Regions from separate parts of the Homo sapiens genome. Here region 2 is linked to region 1. Evidence: read pairs that join two places in POLR2A ChIA-PET (ENCODE). Cell type or tissue: GM12878. All regions are shown on one strand. Each heading gives the region's core, and the rest is flanking DNA. Links, peaks and the distances in the headings are about the cores only.

Evidence for each region. ChIA-PET counts read pairs that join two places held together with the same protein. Peaks named below come from ENCODE experiments on the same cell type or tissue, not always from the same donor. Only the 100,000 strongest peaks of a DNase experiment are listed, where the experiment ranks them.
Region 2: POLR2A ChIA-PET joins it to region 1 with 6 read pairs; 1 of 35 experiments calls an interaction of 5 or more read pairs at or near these places.

The regions. Positions count from the first base shown.
Region 1 is chr11:61,833,160-61,841,403 of GRCh38, forward strand. It overlaps FADS2 (fatty acid desaturase 2), which reads left to right. Exons shown (of 12, transcript NM_004265.4): 2 at 4,619-4,729; 3 at 7,175-7,372; 4 at 7,465-7,566. Among named protein-coding and RNA genes, the nearest start is that of FADS2, 9.0 kb to the left of the region's middle. RefSeq lists enhancers at 216-1,083, 1,084-1,951, 1,127-1,176, 1,287-1,646, 1,952-2,819 and 2 more, a cis regulatory region at 1,435-1,769 and a silencer at 1,827-1,886. In GM12878, for the core only: no CTCF peak of the experiment used is centred there; no DNase peak of the experiment used is centred there; H3K27ac peaks cover 440 bases.
Region 2 is chr11:61,085,130-61,093,608 of GRCh38, forward strand. It overlaps LOC105369325 (a long non-coding RNA gene), which reads right to left and starts at 7,229. Exons shown (of 2, transcript NR_188502.1): 1 at 7,168-7,229. RefSeq lists enhancers at 6,502-6,551, 6,830-7,792. In GM12878, for the core only: no CTCF peak of the experiment used is centred there; no DNase peak of the experiment used is centred there.

The sequences.
Region 1 (8,244 bases), core at 2,412-4,911:
CGAGGCGGGTGCATCTCTGCTTTCTCCACCTGTTTACCAATCCTTTCTCTTCCCCATGTCCCGGGTCCTCTTCCTGGAAAGTCTCTGGCTTCTCTCCCGTTACACTAGGATAGAGCCTGGTTCCAATTCTTGGTCCAAAGACAAAGTTTGGGTTGGCCCTCCCTTGCCTTGAATCCTGGTCTGCCTTATACCTGCCAGATATTTCTGTAACCCGGCAGGTGCTGGAAACCTTCTGCCAGCGTTTGAGACACATTTATGGCAATGTGAAGGGAGAGACACAAAATATAATCAACTCTCAGGGAGGAGGACACTCATGTTGAGGGAAGCCTTTGTATGAACAGCGGGCAATGCTCAAGGTAGCCACATGTGACTCAAACTCTACTCAGCTCATTCCCGAGTGTGATAGTGGGCAGGTGGCTCTGCCAACCTACGCCTGATTTCTTATCTCTAAAAAAGGACCTGCCTCACGAAGTTTGGTAAAGATGCCTGGCTGATGTATGCAAGCCACTCCCATGGCCCCGTGGCTCGCCTGCGTCACCTCAGCAGGTGGCAGCTGTAGCAACCACCAGCGTGGGGATGCCGGAGAAGGCTTTTGGTGTTCCAGAGGCAGAAGCCAAGTTGTGTGAAACGCGGAAGAGGACAAGTGTCTGGTCATGACTGCACAGTGGGAAAGTATGAGATCAGAGTGTGTGCAGCTGTGGGGTCCTGGGTCCATTTATTCCCTCGTGAGCCATCTTATTAGGCCCCGTTACAGGCACTGTGTTTATTGCAGCGAACAAGACAGGTGCAGGCCTTCCCAACTGGGGTTTATGCTCCAGCGGGGGACGCAGGCCATAAACAAGTGGGTACGTCACGCAGTCTGATGACGAACCTTGATGACTGCTATGAAGATCTAACAGGGCAATGACCCAGGGAAGGCCCAGGGCTGGGAGAGCTCTTTTGGATGTGATGTTGGGAAAAGCCTCTTGGAGGTGATGTTGAGGCTGAGTCCCGAATGGAGGCAGCCCTGGTGTGGAAAGGAGCGTGGTATGTTCAAGGGCGGTCCGCACCAGGCCTGCTCGGAAAGCTGCCACACTGACCATGGGCAAGGAGCTGATCCAACAGACTGCTCGGTTTTCTAAAACGGCAGGAAGCGTGTGGCACGTGAGAAAAGAGTCCTTAGAGGCAGATGGACCTGGATTTGATCCTGGCTCTGCCACCTGGAGCCCAGGACTTTGCTTCCTGAGCTCCTGCATCTTCACCTCAGAAGTTGGGGCTTGAGGCCTAAGGGAGTAACATGAGCAACACTCCTGGCTCCCTGCCTGGCGCATGCCCATTACCCCTGGGCTCAGGGAGGTGAGGCTGCCCGAGAGCCCTCTGGAAATGGCTGAGCAGCAACCAAGGTCAAGGCAGGGCTCGTCATCTGTCTGCTCCCTTGGAGTTGGAACCTCGACTGCAGGGTTCGGGTGTTGGGGAGGCAGCAGGAGTGGAGATGAGTCTATTTGCAAGCCATTGAGTCTTGCCTTTCAATGAGACAAGAGGAATCCATTAGTTATCAGCCACTGCAGCTGCTTCTCAGGAAACTGCCTTACCAGGGACTTCCTGTTCATTTCTCAAAGGCCGTGGTGTGATGTGAGGAGGACCAATGAAGGGGCTTTTTCAGGCCCAGCCCTGGGCCCTGACTTTGGCAGCTCCTCCGGGCCTCTCCCAGGGCCTTGCTCATTTTGCATAGGCGGCTGAGGCTCTGGTGGGGACTGATCACCCCACCCAGAGCCAGCAAAGCTGGTCACCACTGCAACCCTGGGCTCCTCCCTGCCCGCACCCTGGGCCTCCTCCCTGCCTGCCCCCCCACCCCAGCCCTCCTCCCTGCCTGCCCCCAGGGCCTCCTCCCTGCCTCCCCAGGGACTTCTCCCTGCCTCCCCAGGGACTTCTCCCTGCCTCCCCAGGGCCCTGGAATAGCACGTCTCTTTTCCCTGAAAATACTCTTGACCTGATCCTCTGCTACCATCCCTTTTCGGCTCGGCTAGTGGGTCACAGGCATTTTTTAAGAAACCGTGGGCCCAGTTTTCTCCTGCACGAAGTGTTGCTTTGTCAGTCTGTTCTAGACACAAATAGAACAAAGACCAAGCAAAGGACTTGATGCCAGCAATGCAGTAAGGAGATGATGGGAGACTGGCAGTTACCCTTGGGAGATCCTTACGTGTGGGGCTGAAAAGATTTCCAGGAGTGGTTAGCACTTTCTCCACCTTCCCCCGACCCTTTTTTTTTTTTTTTGAGATGGAGTCTCGCTCTGTCGCCAGGCTGGAATGCAGTGGCACGATCTCAGCTCACTGCAACCTTCCACCTCCCTGGCTAAAGCAATTCCCTGCCTCAACCTCCCAAGTAGCTGGGATTACGGGCGTGTGCCACCACACCTGGCTAATTTTTTTTTTTTTTTTTGTATTTTTAGTAGAGACGGGGTTTCACCATGTTGGCCAGTCTGATCTCAAACTTCTGGCCTCAGGCAATCCGCCGCCTCGGCCTCCCAAAGTGCTGGGATTACCGCACCCGGCCCCCTCTTCTTTTTAATTTTGAAATTTTCCCAACATCCTTAAATGTTGAAGGAACAAGCAAACACCTGTGTATCCTCAACCAAGATTCACTAGTCTTAACATTTTGCCACATTTGCGTTTTTCCTCTTTATATGTGTGCAGTTGCCTTTTGAAAATAAGCTGCGTCATTGTGTGATCACATCCCTAAGGTCTTCAACATTTCCGGAGAAAAAAGGAAGAGATGCTCTAACATCATCACAGTACCTTTGTCACATTTAAGAAAATTAATAGTAATTCCTTGATATGATCAAATATCTGGTCCATATTCATTTTTTCTCATTCAACTCCCGAAAAACCTGGTATAACTTCTTTTTTCCTTCAAGTGAGAGCCTGTCACATTAAAGAATTGCAGGATGTTGTTTTGTTTGTTTGTTTGTTTGTTTTTTGAGTCAAAGTCTCACTCTGTCGCCCAGGCTGGAGTGCAGTGGTGCAATCTTGGCTCACTGCAACCTCCACCTCCTGGTTTCAAAGGATTCTCATGCCTCAGCCTCCTGAGCAGCTGGGATTACAGGCGTGCGCCGCTACACCTGGCTAATTTTTGTATTTTCAGTAGAGGTGGGATTTCACCATGTTGCCCAGGCCGATCTCAAACTCCTAACTTCAGGTGATCGCCCTGCCTCGGCTTCCCAAAGTGCTGGGATTACAGGCATGAGCCACTGTGCCCGGCCTGTTTGTTTTTTGAGACAGGGTCTCACTCTCTTGCCCAGGCTGGAGTGCAGTGGCACCATCATTGCTTATTGTATCTTCCTGCCTCAGCCTCCCGAGTAACTGGAGTTATTGGTGCAGGCCACCATGCCTGGCTAATTTTGTTTATTCTTAGTAGAGACAGGGGTCTTGCTATGTTACTCAGGCTGGTCTTGAACTCCTGGCCTCAAGTGATCCTCCTGCCTCTGCCTCCCAAAGTGCTGGGATTACAGGCATGAGCCCCTGCGACCAGTCAAGAGTTGCAGTTTTTATATCATTTTAGTCTCTTTTAATCTAGACCATGCTTCCGTACTTTTGTTTTTTCCACAAACTTGTATGTTTTTCCCCAGCTATATTGATTTTTCTGATTGTTTCTCATGGTGGAGTTTGACTGGTTTGCCAATCCTACCAATGTCTGGAAGCTTGATTTGATGCAGATTACACAGTGTTCACCACTGGGACATTCTATTGCATCCCCTCAGGGGAGCCTGGTGCTGGCTCATCTCTAATAGAAATACTAGATTTTTTATGAGATAATTCATGTAATATGCATAATATGTATAGAAAAAAGCTGGAAGGAAAAATGCTAAAATATTAGCAATAATGACCACTTTCTGGGTGATATTTATTTTCCTCTTTATTCTGCTGTGCCTTTTCTAACTTGGCCAAAACTCAGCACGTTTTTACTTTATAATTGGGAAAAAAAGATTAAAATGTGTATCATTATAGCAGTGTTAGAGTTTGGAAAGTAATGAAAATAAAGCAAGGCATAATCCAGCTACCTTAACATGTGCAATAATAGCCTAGATCCTCCTAGGCTTTTTTTCAGGAACGCTTTTTACATAATTCTGTGTTTATTTTTTTATTTACTTCATCACAGCACATTTCCAGTGCCAAGGTAGTATTCGGTCTTGTCCTTTTCATTGACCACCCTGGACATGTAGGTGAGGAACTAGTAAGAGATGGTGGGTGGTGTGGTTTGTGCACCATGCAAGGCACTCAGCTCACGAGCAGTCGAGGCTCAAGTCCTCCCTGAGCCCCGTGTCTGCCTGGTGCGCCTTCCTGGAGGGTCACCATTTCCCGACCTGCCCAAAGGCAGCCTATGCATCTATTCACAAACCCCTGGGGAGTGTAGCATGCCTGCACCAGCACAGAAGCCCAGGTGGCTGTTGCCATTGGCGTTGGGCACTGAGGGCTCTGTCCTGGAAAAATGCTGGAGACGGCATTTGGGGCCAGATCACAGGAGACCCCGTTTGGTGTCTGGGTGCACACATGGAGCTGTTGCTGGTGAGCACTGTCCTCCTTGGGGCCCAAGAGCAGACAGAGTTCAGGTCTTAGCCTCATCACTGCCCTCTGCTCTCCAGGATGCCTTCCGCGCCTTCCACCCTGACCTGGAATTCGTGGGCAAGTTCTTGAAACCCCTGCTGATTGGTGAACTGGCCCCGGAGGAGCCCAGCCAGGACCACGGCAAGAACGTAAGTCTGGCTTGCAACCTGGGTGGGGGTGGAGACGAGGCTGGGGGTGGCTGGGAGTCTGAGAGAGGCTCCCCTTGCCCCATGACCAGTAACTGGGGCTGAGGCAGGGGTGCTTTTGTCCTGGAGGAGCCACTGTGGTTCACCTGTGTTCAGGGAGGGCCTCAGAGCCTCCCTGGGAGCCGGGGTTTGACAACAACTAGTGGCGTCTCCTCTCTCCTGGCCAGTTTCATTTTCCTTCTCCTCCATCCCTTTCCAGGAAGGTGCCAGATGACAATCTAGGGGAAAGACAGGACAGAAACACCGAAAAATGTCATTTGATGACAAGAGTGGCTTTGGGGTGTGTGGTCCGGGGCACCTCTTTGAGAAAGAATGACCATTCCCTGGTCATCTGTTCATTGTCTGCAGGTCAGACGCCCCCCTGGGTGCTGGGCTTCCAGGACAGCCATGTGTGAAAATAGCAACCCCTGAGGTCTCATGGGCTGTTGTTTTGTTCAACAATGAAGTCTCCATGTAAATGGCGGAGCCGTTTATAGAAGAAAGTTGGGACAGGAGGCAGGGGCAGGGCAGGACGGGGAGGAGAGTTGTTACAAGGAGAGGAGTGGTACCCACAGGCTGTGACCAGGGTGGTCATGGAAGTCCCACCCTGGCCTCAGCAAGCTCTTCCTCCTCTTGTTGCCAGCCTGGGCCAGACCCCTCTGTTTAGCAGAGCCAGGGCAGGACCAGGGTCTCTCCCGGCCTGGACTCTTGGCCAGTCCCCCACCACCCCCATTGCCTCTGGCTTTCCTGATGAGCTGCGGGCCACCCTGCAGGTCCTTCAAAGGCCAATGCCCCTCCTCTCACCTTGCCCTCCATGGCACATGAGATCACCTGCCCTGTACCCATGCCAGCCCATGCTTGTCCCCTCCTGCCTCCTTCGCAAGTGGGTCCATCTCCCACTCTCACCTCCAGCACCTCCTGGCCTGCGGCTTCCCCAGCTCTGCTCGTCCTGCCCTGTAGCTCCCTTGTCCATGGCCTTGCTCCTTGGCTCTCTCCACTGCTCTCCCTTTCTGCTGCAGATCCTGCACCATTTAGCATCCAAGCTCCCACCAGGCACCACCAGAACCACCCTTCATAGCACCTTGGTCATGCCCTGTGGGTACCGCTCCTCTCCTTGTATCCACTCTCCTCCCCGTCCGGCCCTGCCCCTGCCTCTTGTCCCAAGTTCCTTCTTCCTCGCAATGCCATTGTGTTCCCAGGGCCCTCCTTGACTCCGCTTTGCCTCCCTGGCTCCATGTGCCCGGGACTCACAGCCCCCTCCTGCCTGCCTCAGCTCGCCCTCCTGCGCTAGTTTGTGTCGCCCCCAACTCAACCCCTCAAGACCCAACAGTGTGCGCAGAGCAAGTGGTGCTCTGTTTGGTGGTGGAAAATGCAAGTTTTATTTTTCTTTTCTTTTCTTTCTTTCTTTTTTTTTTTGAGATGGAGTTTTGCTCTTGTTACCCAGGCTGGAGTGCAGTGACACCATCTCGGCTCACTGCAACCTCCGCCTCCAGGTTCAAGCAGTTCTCCTGCCTCAGCCTCCCATGTAGCTGGGATTACAGGTGCCCATCATCATGCCTGGCTAATTTTTGTATTTTTAGTAGAGATGGAGTTTCACTATGTTGGCCAGGCTGGTCTCGAACTCCTGACCTCAGGTGATCTGCCTGCCTCGGCCACCCAAAGTGCTGGGATTAAAGTTTTCTTTTTTAAAAAAGTGTGGTCAACCATTTTGGTCATTTGACGTGTACAGTTCAGTGGCATCAAATAAGCACATTTACATTGTTATGTAACCATCACCACCATCCAGTTCTCATCTTCCCCAAATTGAAATTCCACATCCATTAAGCACTCACTCCTCATTCTCCCACCTCTCAGCCCCTGGCAGGCACCATTCTACTTTCTGTCTCTGAATTTGGCCTCTCCAAGGACCTCCTGTATATGGAATCATACAATATTTGTCCTTTGGTGACTGGCCTGTTTCCCTTAGCATGATGTCTTCAAAGTTCACTCACATTGTAGCATGTGTCAGAATTTCCTCCCTTTTCAAGGCTGAGTAATATTCCATTGCATGGATAGACCACGTGTTGCTGATCCATTCATCCATCACGAGATCTTTGTGTTGTTTCTACCTTTTTCCTGATGTGAATAGAGCTATGAACACAGGGTGTATAAAATGCAAGCTTTTGAGTCAAAGCCTTTCTCTGTCACTCTTACCTAGCTGTGACAAATATACAGGCCCCAGGGCTGTGTGGGGCATGTGGTAACAGCAGCTATTGTAGGGACTCCTGGAGGGTCGAGGCTTGTGGCTTGGCCCCCTCTTGCCACAGCTTCTCTGGGTTGTGCATTGGCTGTTGAAATGGCAGCTCGAGACATATGTTCCCTCCAGAGTGGCTGGTGGCTGACTCCTTTCCCTGTGCTCTTGGTCAACAGTCAAAGATCACTGAGGACTTCCGGGCCCTGAGGAAGACGGCTGAGGACATGAACCTGTTCAAGACCAACCACGTGTTCTTCCTCCTCCTCCTGGCCCACATCATCGCCCTGGAGAGCATTGCATGGTTCACTGTCTTTTACTTTGGCAATGGCTGGATTCCTACCCTCATCACGGCCTTTGTCCTTGCTACCTCTCAGGTGAGGCGTGACACCCTCACTTCCCCTAGCTGACAGAGGCCTGGTGCCTGTTTGCTGAGGCTGTGACAGCACGTGTGACCCTCTCTCCCCAGGCCCAAGCTGGATGGCTGCAACATGATTATGGCCACCTGTCTGTCTACAGAAAACCCAAGTGGAACCACCTTGTCCACAAATTCGTCATTGGCCACTTAAAGGTAAGTGTCAGCAGCCCTGGGCATCTGTCCTGTTGGACAGCAGTTGAGACAGAGGGACCAGGATTCCTCTCTGCTCAGTGCTCTGAGGCTACAGGGTGACAAGGCAGGTGTGCCTATGCTGAGGGCCATGGTGACTCTCCATTCTGCTGACTTCCTGAGCCCTGTCTCTGGATCAGGTCCGAACCACAAAGCCATGGTGTACTACTCATTATGAAGACAGGCACACACCTTTCTTGTCTTTTGGCTCAGCGGATTGTATTTTTTGATGTTCCTTAGCTAAGGACTCATCTAACAAATCTGTTTTTGTTTGGGGACAGTAAAGTAGCAGTATTTTTTTTTTTTTTTGAGACAGAGTCCTGCTCTTGTCACCCAAGCTGGAAGCAATGGTGTGATCTTGGGTCACTGCAACCTCCACCTCCGGGTTCAAGCAATTCTCCTGCCTCAGCCTCCCGAGTAGCTGGGATTACAGGCACTCGCCACCATGCCTGACTAATTTTTGTATTTTTAGTAGAGATGGGGTTTTGCTATGTTGGTCAGGCCGGTATCAAACTTCTGACCTTGTGATCTACCTGCCTTGGCCTCCCAAAGTGCTGGGATTACAGGTGTGAGCCACCGCATCCGGCCTGTAGCATCTTTTTTGATGAGTTGGTATGCTTCCTTTCACTGGGGATGTGAGCT
Region 2 (8,479 bases), core at 2,675-5,174, 750 kb before region 1:
TGCTGGGAAAACTGGCTAGCCATATGTAGAAAGCTGAAACTGGATCCCTTCCTTACACCTTATACAAAAATCAATTCAAGATGGATTAAAGATTTAAACGTTAAACCTAAAACCATAAAAACCCTAGAAGAAAACCTAGGCATTACCATTCAGGACATAGGCGTGGGCAAGGACTTCATGTCCAAAACACCAAAAGCAATGGCAACAAAAGACAAAATTGACAAATGGGATCTAATTAAACTAAAGAGCTTCTGCACAGCAAAAGAAACTACCATCAGAGTGAACAGGCAACCTACAACATGGGAGAAAATTTTTGCAACCTACTCATCTGACAAAGGGCTAATATCCAGAATCTACAATGAACTCAAACAAATTTACAAGAAAAAAACAAACAACCCCATCAAAAAGTGGGCGAAGGACATGAACAGACACTTCTCAAAAGAAGACATTTATGCAGCCAAAAAACACATGAAGAAATGCTCATCATCACTGGCCATCAGAGAAATGCAAATCAAAACCACTATGAGATATCATCTCACACCAGTTAGAATGGCAATCATTAAAAAGTCAGGAAACAACAGGTGCTGGAGAGGATGCGGAGAAATAGGAACACTTTTACACTGTTGGTGGGACTGTAAACTAGTTCAACCATTGTGGAAGTCAGTGTGGCGATTCCTCAGGGATCTAGAACTAGAAATACCATTTGACCCAGCCATCCCATTACTGGGTATATACCCAAATGAGTATAAATCATGCTGCTATAAAGACACATGCACACGTATGTTTATTGCGGCACTATTCACAATAGCAAAGACTTGGAACCAACCCAAATGTCCAACAATGATAGACTGGATTAAGAAAATGTGGCACATATACACCATGGAATACTATGCAGCCATAAAAAATGATGAGTTCATATCCTTTGTAGGGACATGGATGAAATTGGAAACCATCATTCTCAGTAAACTATCGCAAGAACAAAAAACCAAACACCGCATATTCTCACTCATAGGTGGGAATTGAACAATGAGATCACATGGACACAGGAAGGGGAATATCACACTCTGGGGACTGTGGTGGGGTCGGGGGAGGGGGGAGGGATAGCATTGGGAGATATACCTAATGCTAGATGACACATTAGTGGGTGCAGCGCACCAGCATGGCACATGTATACATATGTAACTAACCTGCACAATGTGCACATGTACCCTAAAACTTAGAGTATAATAAAAAAAAAAAAAAAAAAAGAATAAAATCTAAATTTCTTAAAAAAAAAAAAAATAAAAAAAATAAAAAATAAAAATTAGCCAGACGTGGTGGTGCACACCTGTAATCCCAGCTGCTCGGGAGGCTGATGCAGGAGACTCATTTGAACCTGGGAGGCAGAAGCTGCAGTGAGCCAAGATGGCACCACTGCACTCCAGCCTGGGTGACAGACTCTTGTCTCAAAATAATAAATAAATAAAATAAAGTTCAAAGAAAAGGCAAAGCCAATCTATGATGACAGAAGTCAGGACAGTGGATACTTGGGTAGGGAGCAGTGCGGGGCAGTGGGGAGCCTCCCAGGTGCTGGTTACACCAGCACGTGCAGTGTGTGAAGTTACATTTATAACACACTGCATGTACTGTGCTGTGTGTATCCCATATATAAGTAAAAAGTTGTTGTTGTTTTAAATTAAGCATCTGGGTTCCAGCCCAGCTTTACCACCTGGATGGTGTATAATCTCAGGCTAATTAAACTCTCTGAGTATCTACTCACTCTTCTGCAAAATAGAATAAAAATGATATCTGCCCCAAATGCTTCCAAATGTCAATGATTCAAAATTTCCATTCACGTTTACCTTATCCAAGTACCAAATATTATTTTTACTTAATATTTTTCCTTTAAATCAACTCACTAGTTAATCTAAAAATGAAATGTATAAACCATGAATCTGGTGAGCTAGTTATCTATTTTCAGTATATAAATTAATATAAAGTAAAACAAACACATTATTAAGATAAAAATGTTCATCTGTGAGCCACCTCAAGTCATCCTCCACATCAGTGAAGGTGGTATGTATATATTAACTCTGTCACCCAGGTTGGAGTGCAGTGGCATGATCACAGCTCACTGCAGCCTCAACCTCCTGGGCTCAAGCAATCCTCCCATCTCTGCCTCCCAAGTGGCTGGGACTACAGGCACACACCACCATGCCTGGATAATTTTTTTTTAATTTTTTTATAGAGACAGGGTTTCACCGTGTTGCCCAGGCTGGTCTTTAACTCCTGGGCTCAAGTGATTCTCCTGCCTCGGCCTCCCAAAGTGCTGGGATTACAGGCACGAGCCACTACGCCCGGCCAAGGTGTCATACTCACTCTGGGGAAAAAAACTAAGATAATGTAATTACATAGAGTCCCTAGCACTGTGTAAGCCCTTAGTAAATGGTAGCTATTATCACCACCATCATCATCATCATCGACTTCATCAACATTACTGACATCATCATCACCATCATCTTCATCATTTCATCATCACCATCAGCATCATTACTGCCATTATCATCATTCTCATCATTGACATGATCATCACTATCATCATCACCACATATAACACCAATAAGTATTTGTTTCCAGATCATCCCACAGGGTCAACCCAACATGGCCCTGGCCTCAGAAGAGCTTACAGAATTAGGAACATATAACCCATGCTGAAGTGTTGGGGCTTGCTGGGACACATATCGAGGTGAGCGCTCCACATCGGTGTGGATGGGGTAGAAGTTGTTGAGCTATGCCCTCCCACCCTCCACACCAGACCAGAACCGACTCTCTCCAGATTGCCTTGGGGACCTGCCTCTTGCCACAGGCCAAGGCTGACTGCACCTGGACCCATCCCCTCATCTCTCAGAACTTCAGTCTCCTCATCTCTGAAACAAGGCTGGTGACCTCAGCTCCTCCAAACCTCCCAGCAATGGGCAAAGGGAAGGACCCGCCATCAAAGACAAACAGAAGTCACTCGAGGAATGTCCTGGACATTCAGTAAATGATCACAAACATGTCTCACTTTTATATCAAATTTGTCCCCCAAGGTGGAGTCCTGGACACTCACTAATGATCACAAACATGTCTTATTCTTATATCAAACCTGTCCCTCGAGGTGGACCTGGACCTCTTCCACACTGACAGTCACAGGGCACCTAGAGTGCCCATCATGGAACAGAAAAATCCTGATCCCTAAAGTAGTTATAAACCTACTCAAGTGTGTCCCTCTTTAAGTAAACTCAGCCAATCAGTATTCAGATCTACTAGAAGTAAGTTGGGATGGAGGTAACTAATTCAATTTTTACAGTGTGCTTTTAGTATTTAAAATGGTCATAATCCTTGATTCAAATAATTCTAATTAAAGGAAATAAGGATATGATTGTGCAAAAATATTTATCACAGTTATTTTTAATAGCAAAAAAAAAAAAATGAGGAGCTGGGTAAAGTGGCTCACGCCTGTAATCCCAGCACTTTGCGGGGCTGAGGCAGGAGGATCGCTTGAGCCTAGGAGTTTGAGACCAGCCTGGGCAACACAGCGAGACCCTATCTCTACAAAAAATTTGTTTTTAAAAATTAACCAAGCGTGGTAGCTCATGCCTGTAGTCCCAGCTAAGGCCGAGGAAGGAGGGTCACTTGAGCCCAGGAAGTCAAAGTAGCAGTGAGCTGTGATCGCACCACTGCACTCCAGCCTGGGCAACAGACTGAGATACTGTCTCAAAAAAAAAACAAAAAAAAAAAGAGTAAACAACACAAATGTCCAATAATAGGGATTGGTTAAGTAAAAATCAGAACTTTTATTAGCTATTGTAGACCCATTTTTAAAAACCATGTTATATAAGTCTATGACATGGCACGACACTCAAGATATACTTTAAGAAAAAAAGCAGATACAAAGATATCTCTTTATATATATCTACATATAGATATCTGTGTGTATATATCTTAAGTATATTTATAAAAGATATATAATTTATATAAAATATATATACCTCGTACATATAAACATGTATATCACAAATACATGATACTAATTTTGAAACAGTAGATTATCGTAATTATAAATTGAAAAGAATAAAATATATAACATATTAACTGTGGTCATAATGAATGGTAGGATTGTGAGTGGTTTTATTTTTTCTTTATATTCTATAGTTTTGCTAATTTTTCACAAAAGCATGCATTATTTTTATTATTAAAAAATCACGTTATAAAAATGTTATATGTTTTACATAATTATACAAACAAATACCAGGACTTTTTTCTTTAAAAGATTTTCTGCAGACCCCTTTTAAAATAAAATCCTTACCCAACCTCATGCTACCATCTTGATCAAATCTCACCCCCACAATTAATTTCTGTAAATGTAGAAACTATTCAACTCATTGATATTTTTATTTTATGAAAATAAGACTGCAATATATAAATTGTTCTGAAATTTAATGTTTTCACTGAGCAAAAATATCATGGACATTTCTCTGTGTCAGGATACGGGGATCTATGAGCCCTTTCTTGATGGCTATATTCCCAACTATTCCAGAGTGTAGCTGGTTTGGAACTTATTTGCCCTTTGCCCTATCTTTCCCGTGTTTTATTATCCGTTGGTGACTTCAGCACCCCTGTGCATACTGCCTTGCACCCTGGTGAGTATAGGAGGCTTCTCTAAAGGTAATAGTGTATACGAGATTTTTTTTTAATGTGGCTTTTGCCATTTTATCCCTTAAAAATGGCTGTATCAATTTTCCAGCTTCTGGTAACTGATATTCTTTAAATGAGACTCCAAGCTTCAACTGACAGATTGAGGAATCTGGTGGACCATCTGGTGCAGCGCCTTTATTTCACAGATAAACTGAGACCCGGGGGGAGAGACTCCACCCTAGGCACGGAGCCAGTGAGGGGCTGAGCCAGGATGCTGCCCACAGCGTCCCACTTCTGGACCCATCTAGAAGCCACTACGCTAGCAGGACTCAGAAGTCATTGTCCTCATGCTTCCCTCAGCCTGGAAAATTGATCCCACCACCAAGCTGGAAAACCACTCATCCTTTGGGTCTTCATCTAGATGTCACCCCCTCCAGGAAGCCTTCCCTGATTTTCCCAGAGGCTGGATTGGACACGCGTCCCCCTCTGTGCTCCCTCAGGCCTGGCCTTTCCATGCTGTGTCCCAGTTGCCTGTCAGGTAGCCTCCCCACTGGGCTGGAAGCTCAGGGCGGTGGTGGGGGGTGCGGGGAGCAGGGTGTGCTTGTCAGTCTGTTTCATGTGTCCCTGCTGAAAGCTTCTCTGTCAATCATTCATTTGTTCAAGAAATAGCTTTGTGCCGGGTGCTAGGTGCGGGGGAGAGAAGGCAGGAGCGCTCCTGACCAGTGTCAGGTCTTCAGGAACGCTAAGCACTGCTCTAAGAAGCTGAGAGCCACGCTGAAGCTCTGCGTGCTGACCGCCACGTGAGCCTTTTCCACAAGTGCACCCGGCCAGCCTCCCAACATCCCTTCAAGGCAGGCTGTGTTCCACCCGTTTTACAGATGGGATCTGAGGCTCCAAGGGCCAAGGCTGCCACACCGAGGACACACAGTTGGGTCAGCCGGCCTCCTAGGCCCCCAAGATCTCTACTGTGACACAGCGAAACCCCTAAATGGCCACGAGAAGCACCAGCCTGAGATGAGAGAGAGGCTGCACCAGGGCAAGGGGTGCCTGTGGAAGAGGAGGCCTGGCGGTCCAGTCCAAAGCTCACTGTTGGTTATCTGTGCACCTTGGAGAATTCACATAACCTCTCTGATCCTCAATTATTTCACATGAACAACAGCCTTCATTAACACCTGTCGTACACTACTAGGAGGCCTTATTTTCTCAACCAAAGCCTATGCCTTATGGTCGAACAAGTCTAATCTTACAGTAGCAGCGGAAGAGTGAATATGAATGCTGAGTCCTCAGGGCCTCAGGCTGCGGGATGTGTGACTGGCACCCCGGGCTGTGGGCAGGCCTACAGCAGGCCTGGGTTGGGGGGCAGGTAGCAATGGAAAGGGGCTCCAGGAACACAGCCCCAGTGAGGGGAACTTGAGGAGGGCCCAGCAGAGGCGGGGGCGAATGCAGCCTGAGCCAACCAGCCCGCTCACGCCAGGGTACCACTGATCACAGACCTTCCAGAAGCCACAGGAGGCTGCCTAGTGTTGTCCGTGAGGGGCTAGGAAAGTAGGGGGTCAGTGGGGGAGCCTTATCTGTCCCTCCAGGCAAGACGGCCTCCTCCCCAGCTGCTCGACTCGCACCTGGACTTGGGGAAAGTACACACACTGAGACACCTTCCCAAGCCAGCGGGACCCTGTTCAGGCCACTTGGAATCCTCAGTCTTCTGCCCCTCCCCAAAGCCCTGACACTCACTCAACACTCAGCTCCCTCTCACACTAGCGAAAGAGGTAAACCTCCAGGCCCCACACAGAGAAATCCCCCACCTCCGACTGGACTCGGCACGCCAGTCAAACACTTTCATGCTGGGTTCCTAGGACAAGAGAGCTGGGCCTCGGGACCATCCAATCTCTGCATTTTACATATGAGCCAACCTCGGCCCAGAGCATGACAGGGACTTGACTGCAAAGGTGCCAAAGGTGAGACTCGAATGCAGGTGCCACCAGGCCAGCGCGTCTCCACCACACTGCACGCCACATGCATGTCCAGACCTGGATCCTAGATCCTCCTTCTCCCCCTCCCCACCCCCCACCAACAGCCAAACTGGGTGGGAACAAAGCTGGGGGAGGAGAGGCACTTCCTGAGCTGGCGGGGAGGGGAGTGTTGCGAAGTCAGCTCCCTGGGTGCCCCCACCCCCACAGCCAAACAGAGGTTTCCAAGGATCCAGGTCACTGAGTCATCCACACACACTTGTAGGCCTCTTCTGCCCTTCTCATCTGGCCACCAGGCCATCCATTATCTTTGGGAATCATTCCATAGATTTCTTCCTTCATTCATTCAACAAACCCTGAGGTCCTACTATGCACCAGTCACATTCCTCAGCCTCCTTCACCTCCTCCCTCCCACCCTCAGCTCCTCCCCTTTCCCCAGATCCTAGTGCCCCTTTGCCCCAGTGAAGAGGGCACACCTGGGGGCACTGAGGAGTCACCGAGTCCAGAGGGGTGACAGACACAGGCACACCCCACCCCAGATTACCTGGTGTGGCCCACGGCAGCACCGGCAGGCACCTCTCCGGTAGAGGTTGAGGAGGTTCTGACACCCGGCCCTGGGGGCTCAGCAACCCCTTCCCCCACCTTCAGCCTCTACTGGGCCTCGCTGCCTGGAAAACCCAGCCTGGGCTCAGCTGACTTCCTCTTGTGTCATGGAAAGTGCAGTGATGGGGACAGGAAACTCCCGCCAGGGATCTGAGGTCTGAGTGGGGACAGGGGCCCAGAGGTTTCTGGACCTGGAGGCCCGGAGGGGTGAAAGGGGCAGGGGTAACTTATGGGGGTGGGCAGCAGGGAGGGAGCCTATAGGGCAGTGTTCTCAGAGGGCAGCGACCCCCTCCACTAGGGTCGAGGCAGTGCCAAGCCCTGGGGGCCTGGAAGACAGCAACCCGAGGCCCTGAGCTACTTTCAGTTTTCCAAAACCAAACTAACAAACAAAAAGAGTAGAAGTTGTACTGTGATGAAGACTCTGAGATCAAAGCAAAGCCCAAATGTTTGGTTTGTTTTCTTTTCTTTGGGTAAGGAGGTGGGGAGTGGTGGCAAGGGTGGCAGAGTGAGGAAAACGTGGGATCATACTTCAGCGTTGACCTCCTGGGGCCGAATACTTTACCTTCTGAGCCTCAGTTTCCTCATCTGTGAAATGGAAAGCTGTGCCCACTTCCATGATAATTGGGAAGACTGAAGGAGCTGACGCCTCTGGCTAGAGGAAGGTGCTTAGTAAAACTTTCCTCGCTCTTTTGGGCTGCAATTATGTACACTGAGTGTGGGAACAGGGGCTGTGAAGGGCTGCTTACTGCACACAGCTGTGTGACCCACGAACAGCACTCATCAAGAAAAAACATCCCAGCAGAGTCTTTGGTGCTAAGAAGGGTGGAGCCATGTCTGTCTCTTTCGTCTTCACATCCCTGGGCTTAGCATGGGACAAATATTGATAAATGAATGAGTGAATGAATGAATGAATGAAAGAGGCTGGGATTTCCAGAGTCAAGGGACCAGGAAGGATGGATGTGAGGGCAAGGGGCAGGGGGCAGGGAACTGGGCCAGGCCTGGCCGGGAGGGGCCGGGTGAGGTTTCCCCATCCCAGGCTGAGGGCACCTCTGGCGGGAGGAAAAGGCACCTCTGAAGGCTGGATGAGGGATGGGTGTGGCCCCAATCACAGCTACCTTAGGAGTTCTCTTTCCTTGATCCTGGGGTGGGGGTCAAAGCTTCCCTCTGCCAAAGAGGTTCAAGCATGCAGCACCCTCCAGCCCTGAGTGAGCAGAAACCGGGGAGTGTCTAAGTGGGTCTAAGGGAGGAGACCA